Regions from separate parts of the Homo sapiens genome. Here regions 2 and 3 are each linked to region 1. Evidence: chromatin contacts called from ENCODE Hi-C or POLR2A ChIA-PET data. All regions are on one chromosome and are shown on one strand. Each heading gives the region's core, a stretch centred on a gene start or an enhancer-like site at or near the end of the contact. The rest is flanking DNA. Distances are from core to core; before and after follow the strand shown. Region 1 has its middle 14 kb from the start of RALA. Region 2 holds the start of LINC00265 (long intergenic non-protein coding RNA 265). Region 3 overlaps RALA (RAS like proto-oncogene A).

The links. Hi-C counts contacts between places; a loop is a spot of excess contacts on that map. ChIA-PET counts read pairs that join two places held with the same protein, here RNA polymerase II (POLR2A). Pooled maps may share reads with other maps.
Region 2: a map of heart left ventricle shows a loop between it and region 1 (3-fold over the local background). The contact joins the promoter of LINC00265 here to the enhancer-like site in region 1. A Hi-C loop is called at or near these places in 8 of 168 maps with a recorded cell type or tissue (HUES64, endothelial cell of umbilical vein, esophagus squamous epithelium and 4 more) and 12 of 50 pooled maps. POLR2A ChIA-PET finds 5 or more read pairs at or near these places in 11 of 52 experiments (CD8-positive, alpha-beta T cell, PC-3, Panc1 and 6 more).
Region 3: a map of heart right ventricle shows a loop between it and region 1 (2.0-fold over the local background). The contact joins two enhancer-like sites. A Hi-C loop is called at or near these places in 3 of 168 maps with a recorded cell type or tissue (endothelial cell of umbilical vein, heart right ventricle and tibial artery), 1 of 37 single-sample maps with no recorded cell type and 4 of 50 pooled maps. POLR2A ChIA-PET finds 5 or more read pairs at or near these places in 5 of 52 experiments (A673, AG04450, BJ and 2 more).

The regions. Positions count from the first base shown.
Region 1 is chr7:39,607,333-39,611,124 of GRCh38, forward strand. It overlaps a transcript of YAE1 not described here and the pseudogene LOC646999. Among named protein-coding and RNA genes, the nearest start is that of RALA, 14 kb to the right of the region's middle. RefSeq lists a silencer at 2,399-2,548. Within about 2 kb of position 2,004, at least 10 of the 41 ENCODE cell types and tissues checked have a DNase peak (open chromatin) inside an H3K27ac peak, as active enhancers do; they include endothelial cell of umbilical vein, heart left ventricle and heart right ventricle, where a contact is called at or near this core.
Region 2 is chr7:39,731,621-39,735,412 of GRCh38, forward strand. LINC00265 (long intergenic non-protein coding RNA 265) reads left to right here and starts at 1,948. Exons shown (of 12, transcript NR_026999.1): 1 at 1,948-2,424. RefSeq lists enhancers at 1,351-1,450, 1,541-1,610, 1,768-2,967, 1,901-1,980, 3,172-3,792.
Region 3 is chr7:39,681,455-39,685,246 of GRCh38, forward strand. All of the region lies in intron 1 of RALA (RAS like proto-oncogene A), which reads left to right. Among named protein-coding and RNA genes, the nearest start is that of LINC00265, 50 kb to the right of the region's middle. Within about 2 kb of position 1,922, at least 2 of the 41 ENCODE cell types and tissues checked have a DNase peak (open chromatin) inside an H3K27ac peak, as active enhancers do; they include endothelial cell of umbilical vein, where a contact is called at or near this core.

The DNA of each region.
Region 1 (3,792 bases), core at 754-3,253:
TTAAAATAGGAAGTTATCCTGGATTATCCTATAATCACAAGAACCCTTAAAAGCGGAAGAGGGAATTGGAGAACCAGAGAAACTGCAGCATGGGAAGGGCTTGGCTTGGTATTGCTGGATTTGAAAGTGAAGGAAGGAGGCCATGAGTCAAGGAAATCAGGCAGCCTCTAGGCTACACCCTGCTCACACTGATCTGAGCCCAGTAAGATCCATGTTGGACTTTTGAATTCAATAAAGAACTCTAAGATAATACACTTTTTGTTGTTTTAAGCCATTAAGTTTGTGGTAATTGATCACGGCAGCAATAGAAAACTAATATATTTGGGTTTTGTTGTTACTGTTTGTTTGTTTTTTAAGATGTAGTCTCGCCCTGTTTCCCAGGCTGGAGTGCAATGGCACAATCTTGGCTCACTGCCACCTCTGCCTCCCGGGTTCAAGCAATTCTCCTGCCTCAGCCTCCTGAGTAGCTGGGACTACAGGCGTGTGCCACCATGCCTGGCTAATTTTTGTATTTTTAGTAGAGACGGGGTTTTACCATGTTCACCAGGCTGGTCCCAAACTCCTGACCTCATGTGATCCACCTGCCTTGGCCTCCCAAAGTGTTGGGATTACAGGAGTGAGCCAGGGCGCCTGGCCGTAATATATTTGTTTTGTTTTTGGCCTTTCCTCTGCACTGATTCCTTTTCTGTTGAAATCCTTAATAGCCTTCAGGCCAAATCCAAGGATCATAGAACATGTTCACCCTCCCTTGACTCCTTTATTTCTGTCAAAAAAATTAATTAAGGAAACTACTGAATAACCCTGAAATCAACAAAGGTGCCATTGTTATAAAGGTATAAAGGTATGCAACTTTTAAAAATTGACTTAGAAACAAGGACATAAGTGAAATGCCATTTGCCTATAGTTCTAAAGCCTTTCAATAATTTATTTAACGCCTATAAAATATTCAGCACAGCACCCTAGGGAAGTTAAAAATTGGGACAATACACATGGCAAAGTTCTTGGGAATACACAGAAGGCACCTGTGTTGATCAAGTGACTGCTGACAAGAGAAGACGTAGGGATTGAGAGAGACAGGCAGTGAAGAGCAGATGGAGTAGGAGATAGAGAAAGTTTAAGGGATGATTTCCGGGAAAGAAGAAAAAGAAAAGGGTAGAAAACAAAGAGAGGAAGAGAATGTGGCAAAGATAAGATCTCTCAGGAGATCTGCTCTCTTGACCATAATAAGCACCCAACAAGTATTTACAGAATGACTGATTTGAGGGACTCTGATTTCTTCCAAGAGGAAAGACAGGAAATAAGCTAATTCTATTCAACATACGTTTTAGACATGATTACAGTCTAAACAAAATTTTACATTTTCTAGGATTTCATTCTATATTACAGAAGTTTATTAATTATGTATGAATTCTCAGTAACTACTGATAAGGGATCCACCAATGCTTTCCTTCAGAAAGCATTCAGATATGGAGTGTAAACAAATACTTTTAATTACTCTTTCACTCATTACATAAAAGACTTTGGGCTTCTAACTGAAGAAGTTATATAATTAAAACAACCAATACTCATTCTGAGTATTACTTGATTGTCAGAAATACTGAGTCAGGGTTCATTTTATACCAAAGTCAAGCCTGACATGAGCTTAATGATTAAGTCAGATTTAAAAATCCTTCCCATCACTGCAGAACATAAAGACAATTTCAGTCCAACATGTCAGAAATCTCACTTTCAGAAAAGTTGTCACCTTTTCTTTGCACTCCAGCCCGCCAGCCCCTTTAATGTGCTATCCAAGAAAGCAGTGAGGAAGAATCACAGGATAACTGTGCTGTAGACAGGAAGAATAACCAGGCCAGTGATCAGGAGGACTGGAGGCCCCCAGGGGAAGAGCTGCAGGAAAAGGGAGACCCCACAGATAATATGATGAAATATTTGGAAAGCATTAGGAACATCTGGATAGAAAATTAGATAAGTGAAACAATAAGGCAGATACCAAAGCCAAACAAAAATCTTTAAAAGGAAATGCAGTCATACTTCTCTATTAAGCTGTGCAGTGAATCATATTTACATCACCATCATGTGGGAACACTGGTTATTATTTTATCAGAAAGTAATGATGTTATCAAATTGGGAGAATGGGGAAAGTTGGGGGGTTGTAACAGAGACAAATCTTCGTTATAAGTTTATCAGAAAATGATGATGTTATCGAATTGGGAGAATGGGGAAAGTTGTGGGGACAGTGATAACAGAGCCAAATCTCTGTCTATCCAATTGTCTATCAAAACAGGAACTCAACGGATTGGAGCCTACTGGGCTTGAGAGCCCCGCTGAGGAGTCCGGAGGTTGGGACGCAACTACTGCCGCGTCCCCTCCCGGTCCCCGGCCACATGGCGAGCGGGGCGACACCGAAGCAGCCCACGGAGCTCGAGGCGACGCTGCTGAGCCTGGTTCCCCAAAGCGGCCGCGCCACTCCCCGCTTCCCCGCCCGGCTCCGGGCCCCAGGCCCTGGGACGCCGAGCCACCGCCGGCGTTTCAGACGCAAACCCCACCGCGACCCTGCAGCAGCCTGCCCCGCCTGGCCGCCAGAGGCACCTTCCAACTCCGAAACACATTTTTCAACATATAATAGAATCATTATCAGAGGTGGACACATTTAGAAGTTGTTCTTAATCAGAGGGCAGCTTGTGCTTAGGAAAGCCAGCCTCAGTCCTCAGCACCCAGCACCCAGTGCTGCAGGTTTCTCCTGGGTGAAGATGGACCAGCCCACCTTGGCCCTCCGGCAAGCTAGAACAATATGTACACGTCTCTCAAACTATGAAGAGAAGATTTGGGAGGAGTATGAGAAAATCCTCAATACCAAACTAGCAGAGCAATACGAGTCGTTTGTGAAATTCACACATGAGCAGATTATGCGACCATGTGGGACAAGCCCAACAAACTATGTGTCTTGAAGCTTTTTGTTGCAGATCTCGGTACCAGGTTTGACCTCAAGGCATGGTTGCTATACATTTTTTGCAACTGTTTGATATCACATTTCAGCTCCAACTTTGCATCCTGAGAACATTCCAACGTTTCTGCAGGTCCATTTTATACGACTTGAAAGACCTTAAAACTTTCTGGTTGCCACAGGTATATCTTTCTTTTCTGTTCATCCAGTAAATAGTCATACCCTACTGTGACAGATTTTTCCAAACAAAAATACCTGGAGCAGCAGTGTAGCAAAATATGCCTTCAGTGGCACTCAACAAATGGAGTTTCCCCAAGCACAGTTCTGTAAGAAGTGTGTGTGAGAGTGTGTATGTGTCTGTACATGTACTTTAGATTATGGTTTGTATTGTGCAAATTTTTTTGATCTTGGGGATTCTGGCTGTGGATTTGATGCAGAAAATTATGGTTAAAAACTATGGTCTACAGAAGATACTTAATGCTTTGTGACTATATAAATTGTAACAGTGGATTGTTTTATGTGTAGGTATTATTGTTAAATATGGGGACTGTTCACCAGGCACAAAATAGGAATCATAAATTAGGATGCAGGCTGGGTATGGTGGCTCATGCCTGTAATCCCAGCACTTTGGGAGGAGGCCGAGCTGGGCGGATCGCTTGAGGAGAGTTCGTGATCAGCCTGGCCAACGTGGAGAAACCCTGTCCCTACTAAAAATACAAAAATTAGGTGGACATGGTGGCGAGCACCTGTAATCCCAGCTTCTCGGGAGGCTGAGGCAGGAGAATCACTTGAACCAGGGAGGCAGAGGTTGCAGTGAGCCCAGATTGTGCCACTGCACTCTAGCCTCG
Region 2 (3,792 bases), core at 698-3,197, 120 kb after region 1:
GCCTGCTATGAGATGTCCCTCATGTACTATCCGAGAGGACCCTGGGTCAAGGTCATGCCAAGAGGCAAGGCCAGCAGCAGACCTTTCTCTCTTCCTTCAGTCCATGTGTTATATCGATGAGCCAAAGGTGGCCTCTGTGTGTGGGTCCCTAGGTTGTTAATTTCTTCACCATGGGCTGAGACCTGTTAGCTCAAAAGCCTGCCAGTGCCACATTCAAATTTCTACACATCCAGTTATTTTTTAAAATGGTCCAAAGAAGCATATTTTTAGCCACTTAGAGGCTGCCTGCTTTGCATACCCTGCAAAACCTCACACACATTTGCTAGCAATAGATACGACATAGCTTTGTAGTTATAAGACCCCAAGCTGCTGCTTCCCTTTGGAGACTCCCTGCCATGCTGCTGAGGGACATCACCTAGACAGGGAAGCCCCCTCTCTGGTCACCCTCTCCCCCAGGAGATGCCTTAAACTCTCCCATTCTGGAAGATGGCTCCCCCATCTTAAAGCTGTGGATGGTCTCACGCTATGAGGAACTTCCCCTCTTATGCATCCCTATCCAAGCACTGCCCAGTAAAGCTTCTGTGTGCCTGCCTCTAGTGTTTCTATCTTTTTTCTTGATCAGCCTCCAAACGCCTGAAACCCTGAGACCTTGTAAGTCTCAAGCCCATGTACTCCTTCCTGGGGACGAGAGATTAGGATACACCACTTCCAGCCCAGCCCCGTTCTTTCTGGAGGAATCCTTGAAGCAGAAACTGAAGGTGAAGAGAACATACAGAGAGGATGGGACAGGATGGACACCAAGCTGGGGCCTCAGGAGGCGGCCCAAAGACCTCAGCCCCGAGCACTGCAAAGGAGCAGGTTTCCAGATATGGTCAGGGCACCATCAAGAATGGATACCCTTTCTAGGGCCATGTCTGGTTATAATCTGTTCACTTTGTTCAGTACAAACGATCACTTCCAGAGCAGAGGCTGGGGTGGAGAGTTTGGAATTTAAGTTTTAACACGTCCTAGAGCCAGTCTCCTTGAGGGCAGGAACCTTATTCTCTTATTCATTACTGCATCCCCAGGCCTTGGAAAAGGACCTGGCTCATAGTTGGTTCTTATTAATTCTGAGAAGGGAAGGAGGAATGACTTCCTTCCGGGGACCCTCCTCAAGCTGGACTGAGCCAGGTCCTATGACCACCTGCGGAAGAGCACCGCAGGGTTTGGGGCCATCTGCAGCAAGACAAGGTGTCATTCAGGCTCCCTGCAGCTCAGCTCTAGCCAATTCTCCTCCTTCCCGCCATGCACACTGCAACTAGTGGAGCAGTTTTCCAGGGTGGCACTTCCCTTTCCCACCCTCCCCCGTTAGGAAAAGCCCTTCTTCTCCTGAGCTCCCATCGCTGCCTGAACCCCACTCGGCCTGGCCCTGCAGAAGCGAAAGCCAGGGACCGGATTTCTCCTGAAGTCTTCTCTGCCAACGACAGTTCCTCTTCCACTCTCCCCCACCCAAGGGCCGCTCCTCTTACAGTAGACAGCGGTGCCTGCATCGAAATGGAATTCAGGAGGAGCACGTGAGGGGGAGGGGAGAGGTGCATTTTGGAGGAACTTGATAGGAGGTGCCTTGGGACACCCTGGAGGCGACGAAGCTGCGTCTCTCAGACTGCCACTCTTACTCCTCGCCCTGTAGCAGAACCCCAACCCCCGGCCTGAGACTCCAGGGATCGGCTGAGCTCGCGGGCTAACGCTGTGAAGCCTGCCCAGCTACCGTGACGTCACGAGACCCCCGCTATCTCGTTGGTGGCTATTTCCTCTCCCGCTGTGGTCCCTGGAGACGCCGGAGGAGATTTCCGTGACAACGGCAAGCTGGCTGCAACGAAGCCGCCCACGTAGGCCTCCCCGGCCTGCTGGAGGAGAGGGGATCCCCCGGGGCAGAGGCGGCTACACCCGGAGAACCCGGAAACCGGAAGCGCAGATCCTGCCGGCTCTGGACTAGCCGCTCAGCACCAGGGCGGAAGGAAGACGAGGCGAGGCAAGCGCCAAGCTTCCATCCGGACTTCAAGGCCAGTGGCTGGGTCTGGTTTTCTCAACACGGCCTCCTAGTCTCCTTCCCGCTTGGGCATCTGTTTTTCTTATATAGACCCTGAAGCCGCCCGTGATGTTCTGTAAGCAGGTTCCGCTTCAGAATCAGAGGTACTTAAGAGGGAACCTGGATGCTAGACCTGCCCTTGCTGCTGGCCTCAGTTTCTTTACCTGTAAAACAGGGATTTTGGAACTGTTAAATTAAATCAAACTTAAAAGAATTACAACTTAAAGCTGCTGGAACTTTACATGATCCCGAGCCTTGAGAGGAATGTGGCTATGCAGCCTGAGTCATGTGGCATGCAGATGCAACCTCTGCCTTTTTCCGCTGTAAATAATTAAGAAGACCAAGTAGCATCCAAGGTAAGACCCCTTTAGATCATTGTCCCTCCTCACAGTCATAATCTTCCTTGGAATGTAGCAATCTGAAACCAACCACATCGTTGTAGGTATGCAACTTGCATGCACATTTGTAATCCTGCTGGAATGTCCCTGCCTCCGTCTATATAATTGAAACCTTAACTTCACCTTGGAAACGCTGACATCATTTGTTTGGAGTCAGCGCTTTCCTGGATGGCCATCCTCAATCTTTGTGTTTAAATAAACTCTATGCTTATTTACATTTTCTGAACTTCATTGTTTAAGGTTGACAGAATGCAGGGGGCAGGGGGACAGTGCAGTGGAGGGACATTAGAACCCCTAGAGTCCTGTGACTCCCAGTCAGAGGGGTCGCTCAGCTGCCAGGTGTCTTTCAAGGGTTCAAGATGAAGTGACGTGCCCCAGGTCCCACAGTGAGGAAGTGGCTGAGTCAGAACATAGGTAATTTCCAGAGCTTCTAATTAGCAATTCACAAGGAGATCCTTCAGAGCCTCTGCTTCCCCATTTGTAGAATGAGGATTGTAAACCCTTCTTCAGTGGGATGCCCCTAGAATTATGTGAAACCACTACAAAAAGTGCCAAACACATGGCTTTTAATAAATGGCCATTATGTCTTTAATTTTTAATAAAGAAAATGGGTTCTTATTAAATTTGTATTCTGTGTTGGGTCATAATGCTTATTCTTCTGTTAACTCGTTCCTCTTTAAGCTAGTCTGGCTTCCTGGTCTTCCTCTCTCCACCTCACCTCCCACTTCTGGAATTCCTAGGGCTTCAGCTTGCTTCTCTCTTACCCTGGTCACTTCACTCTCCCCTCCAGTAGATCTTGAGAGGTCTGTACCTTAATTTGCTAGTCTCCTTCCCGTTCCAGGCATCAGTTTTTTTATATATAGATTTACCCTAGGCCAGGCACAGTGGCACACACCTGTAATCCCAGCACTTTGAAAGGCCAAGGTGGGCGGATCACGAGGTCAGAAGTTCGAGACCAGCCTGGCCAACATGGTGAAACCCTGTCTCTACTAAAAGTACAAAAATTAGCCAGGCATAGTGTGTGTGCCTGTAATCCCAGCTACTCGAGAGGCTGAGGCAGGAGAATCTCTTGAACCCAGGAGGTGGAGATTGTAGTGAGCTGAGATCGTGCCACTGCACTCCAGCCTAGATGACAGAGCAAGACTCGGTCTTGAAAAAAAACAAAAACAAAAATTAGCCGGGCATAGTGCACGCCTGTAATCCCAGTTACTCTGGAGGCTGAGGCAGGGGAATTGCTTGAAACCTGGGAGGCGGGGGTTGCAGTGAGCTGAGATCATGGCACTGCACTCCAGCCTGGGTGACAGTGTAAGACTCCGTCTCAAAAAA
Region 3 (3,792 bases), core at 672-3,171, 74 kb after region 1:
ATTACTGGCATGCACTACCCACCCCATTCTTACCTCAATTGGTGAAATGACTCTTCCCAAGATTAACAACAACCTCCATCTTGCACAGAATTAGCTCTTTTTTGTCTCTCCTCATATCTCACCTCAGTCGGTCGGCAGGATTTAAGTCAGCCAGCCTCAGTGACTGTGCGATTACTAGATCTCCTGCTGAACTAGCCTGTTGAGTTGTTTCAGGGCTCTTTCCTTTGCCACTTTCTCGTATCTATCTTCATCTTCTCCCTAAGAAAGCTCATGCCATTTTGTGACTTCAAATATCATCTGTAAACTGACGTGCAATTTTTTTTCCATCTCTACCCTCATCCCTGAACTCTAGACTAAAACATTCAGTTTTTCTTGTTCAACTCTAGTTGAAATGTCTAATGTGCAAGCAGAGCTTGGGATTTCTTTCCCAGACCTATTCCTTCTTGGTCCTTCTCCATCTTAGGTATAGATGCCTAACATTCAGATATTTGGGACAAAAACTTAAAGGTTAGTCTTGTTTTCTCCCATCCAGTCAATCAGGAAGTCCTATCAACTGTTTCTTCAAAATGTATTCCAAATAACATAGTGGTTAGGAGAGCAGGCTCCCTCAGTTTGAATTCTGGCTCGGTCTTGAGCAAGTTGACATCTGTGACCCAGATTCCTCATCTGTTAAATGAAGTTAAAATAGTACATATCGCCTAGGATTGTAAATATCTGAAATGTAGTACTCAGCTGAATTAGTATGTGCAGAGTGCTCAGAACAGTGCCTTGCACTTAGTGAGTGGTCAGTAAATGTTGGTTGTCCTCAGTATAGGTGGTATTAGTAGTTATACGGGAACTGGTAATACCATTGCTGCTGCTGCTGCTGCTGCTGTACCCCAAGCCTCTGTCCTCTCTTGCATGGATTACTGGGATAGCCTCCTATACTTTCAACTCTTGATACTTCCACTGTCCATTCTCTACACACCAACCAGGGTAATCTTTTTAAAAACACAAATTTTACCACTATCCTTCTTAAAAACTCCAGAGGCTTCCCATTGCAGTTCTAGTAAAATCCAAACACTTCCGGGGCCTTCAAGGCTTTTTGTGATTTGGCCTCTGCCTACCTGTCAATTTTACCTCCTCTTACTCTCCAGTCATTCACTAAGTGCTGTGGTTTAAATGTGTCCTGCAAATTTCATGTGTTGGCACTTTTTTTTTCTTTCTAAGACGGAGTCTCACTCTGTTGCCCAGGCTGGAGTGCAGTGGCACGATCTTGGCTCACTGCAACCTCCGCCTCCTGAGTTCAAACGATTCTCCTGCCTCAGCCTCCCTTGTAGCTGGGATTACAGGCACCTGCCACCACACCCCACTAATTTTTTTTGTATTTTTAGTAGATGTGGGGTTTCACCATGTTGGCCAGGCTGGTCTCCTGACCTCAAGTGATCCGCCCACCTCGGCCTCCCAAAGTGCTGGGATTACAGGCATGAGCCACTGCACCTGGCCATGTGTTGGAAATTTAATCCCCAAATTCATATGTTGATTGGCAGTGGGGCTTTGGGAAGTAATTAGGATTAGATAAGATCATCAGGGTAGGGCCCCCATGATGAGACTGGTGGCTTTGTAAGAGGCAGCAAACTTGCCCACTTGCCATGTGATGCCTTCCACCAGAAGCCATGTAGATGCTGCCACCATGCTCTTGGGATTCCCAGCCTTCAGAAGTGTAAGAGATAAATTTCTTTTTAAAAAATAAATTACCCAGTCTCAGATACTCTGTTATAGCAACAGGAAACAGACTGACACTAGGCTTCATGTACTCTGGCCTTCTTCTGCTTCCTAGAACATGCTCCCCACTCCCACCCTCTTCTAAGTTCTTTGTACTTGTTATTCCCTGTGTCTGGAGCGCTCTTCCCTCAGAGCTGACTGGTTTCTTCAAAACATTCAGGTCTCAGCTCAAATGCCACCTCTTCAGAGTCATCCTTGACCATCTGGTTAAAGTAGCTCCTCCCCCCATTGCTGTCTTATTTTTTTTCATTGCACTTAGCACTAATGGTATTTGCTTATTTGTGTATGTGTTTGTCTTAAGTTCCACATAGGCAGGGGCTATGGCTTGTTTATCATTCAAAACAATATCTAGACCAGGGCTTGGGAATTAAGTGGTGGAGTGCCAAGTCTTTTAAAATGGGGGTCGAGTAGTTTTTCCTTGGCAGAAGCTTCTTTTCCTGGATAGCCTCTTAATAGTCTGGAATGTGCAGCTCATAGTTATTAGGAAATGTTTGCACTTTGGAAAAACATCCTTGGAAATCTCTGTCTTTTCTGCTTCTGAGTCACAGATTGTGTTTTAAATTATTCTAGAAGGAAAAGTGTTTTAACCCAGTTGTAGTGACTGCTAAGTGTTTTCTTTTGAACACACACACACACACACACACACACACACACAACTCTTAGAGTATTAATTGATATGGTAATGCCCTGAGCTCATGTGATATGTACTGTTTTAAAAATAAAACAGTAGATATATTAGCTGTGACATGATTATAACTGCCAGCAAGTAATGATCATAATAAAGAAGTCACTTCCTGATGTATTTAGGAACACCAGCAACAGCATGCTTCATAAACTGGCTTAGACTTGGTATCTTTCAGACTTTTAGTTACCTGCAGTGTACTGTAATTTTCACTGTTTTTGAGCAGTGATAAGCACTCACAATCTAATGGTCATGTTCTCAATACCCAGGTAAAAGAGTGGCTGAATTTGTGTTTGTTGAGTTAAATTGAACTCTTAGCCTGTAAGTGTAAATTTTTTGCCATACGCTTAACAGTTCAAACTGCTTCTGCTAAAATGCTTTTGATAGAATGATAAGAACAGGATGAAAAAATGCATTTATGTATATGTGATCTCAGTTATGTTAAATGTAGATTGAAAGCAGTCTCCAAGGAGGTATGTTAGCCTGTTCATATTGCTAAATGGACAGTAGGATTATGGGGGATTTTTCTTAATACTTTTATATATTGGGCAAGCAGGCATATGGGAATGATTTATGGGTGAGACCTGAAGCCGCACCCAGTTCTTGGGTGCCCTGTACAGCCCGTATGTGAGGCACAGACCCATGGCAGATTGTCCTGGCCCATTTGTGATTGAACCTCTAGTAGCAAGAGCTGCTTTACACCGGTACAACCTAAAAGCAGGGGTGTCCAATCTTCTGGCTTCCCCGGGCCACATTGGAAGAAGAATTGTCTTGGGCCAGACATAAAATACACTAACGATAGCTGATGAGCTAAAAAAAAAAAAAAAAGAAAAAAAAAAGTTGCATAATGTTTTAAGAAAGTTTACAAATTTGTGTTGGGCATTCAAAGGGCCGCATGTGGCCCACGGGCCACAGGTTGGACAAGCTTGGCTTAAAGCATTTCTCAGGGTTAAGTCAGACTGCAAACATTTGTGTATTCATTCATTCATTCAATGCTTTTGCACTAAATGGCGGATTTTGCCAGCCATGTTAGTTACATTAAGCAGACTATTAACCCAAGTGAACATGGTCCTGAACTCACTGTTTCTGGTATACTAGAGGAATACTTATACTATTAAGTTGGTGCAAAAGTAATTGCGGTTTTGCCATTGAAAGTAATGGCCAAAACCGCAATTACTTTGGCGCCAACCTAATACATATTCAGGCAATTTCAACTTGTGATAAGGATTATGAAGGAAAAGTATCAGATGCTATCTGAGAGCACAGAGCAGAGGAGAACCTAATTTAGGTTGAGAGTTTCAGGTAAGGCTGAGACCCAAAAACCAAGAGGAGTTAGCCAGATGGAA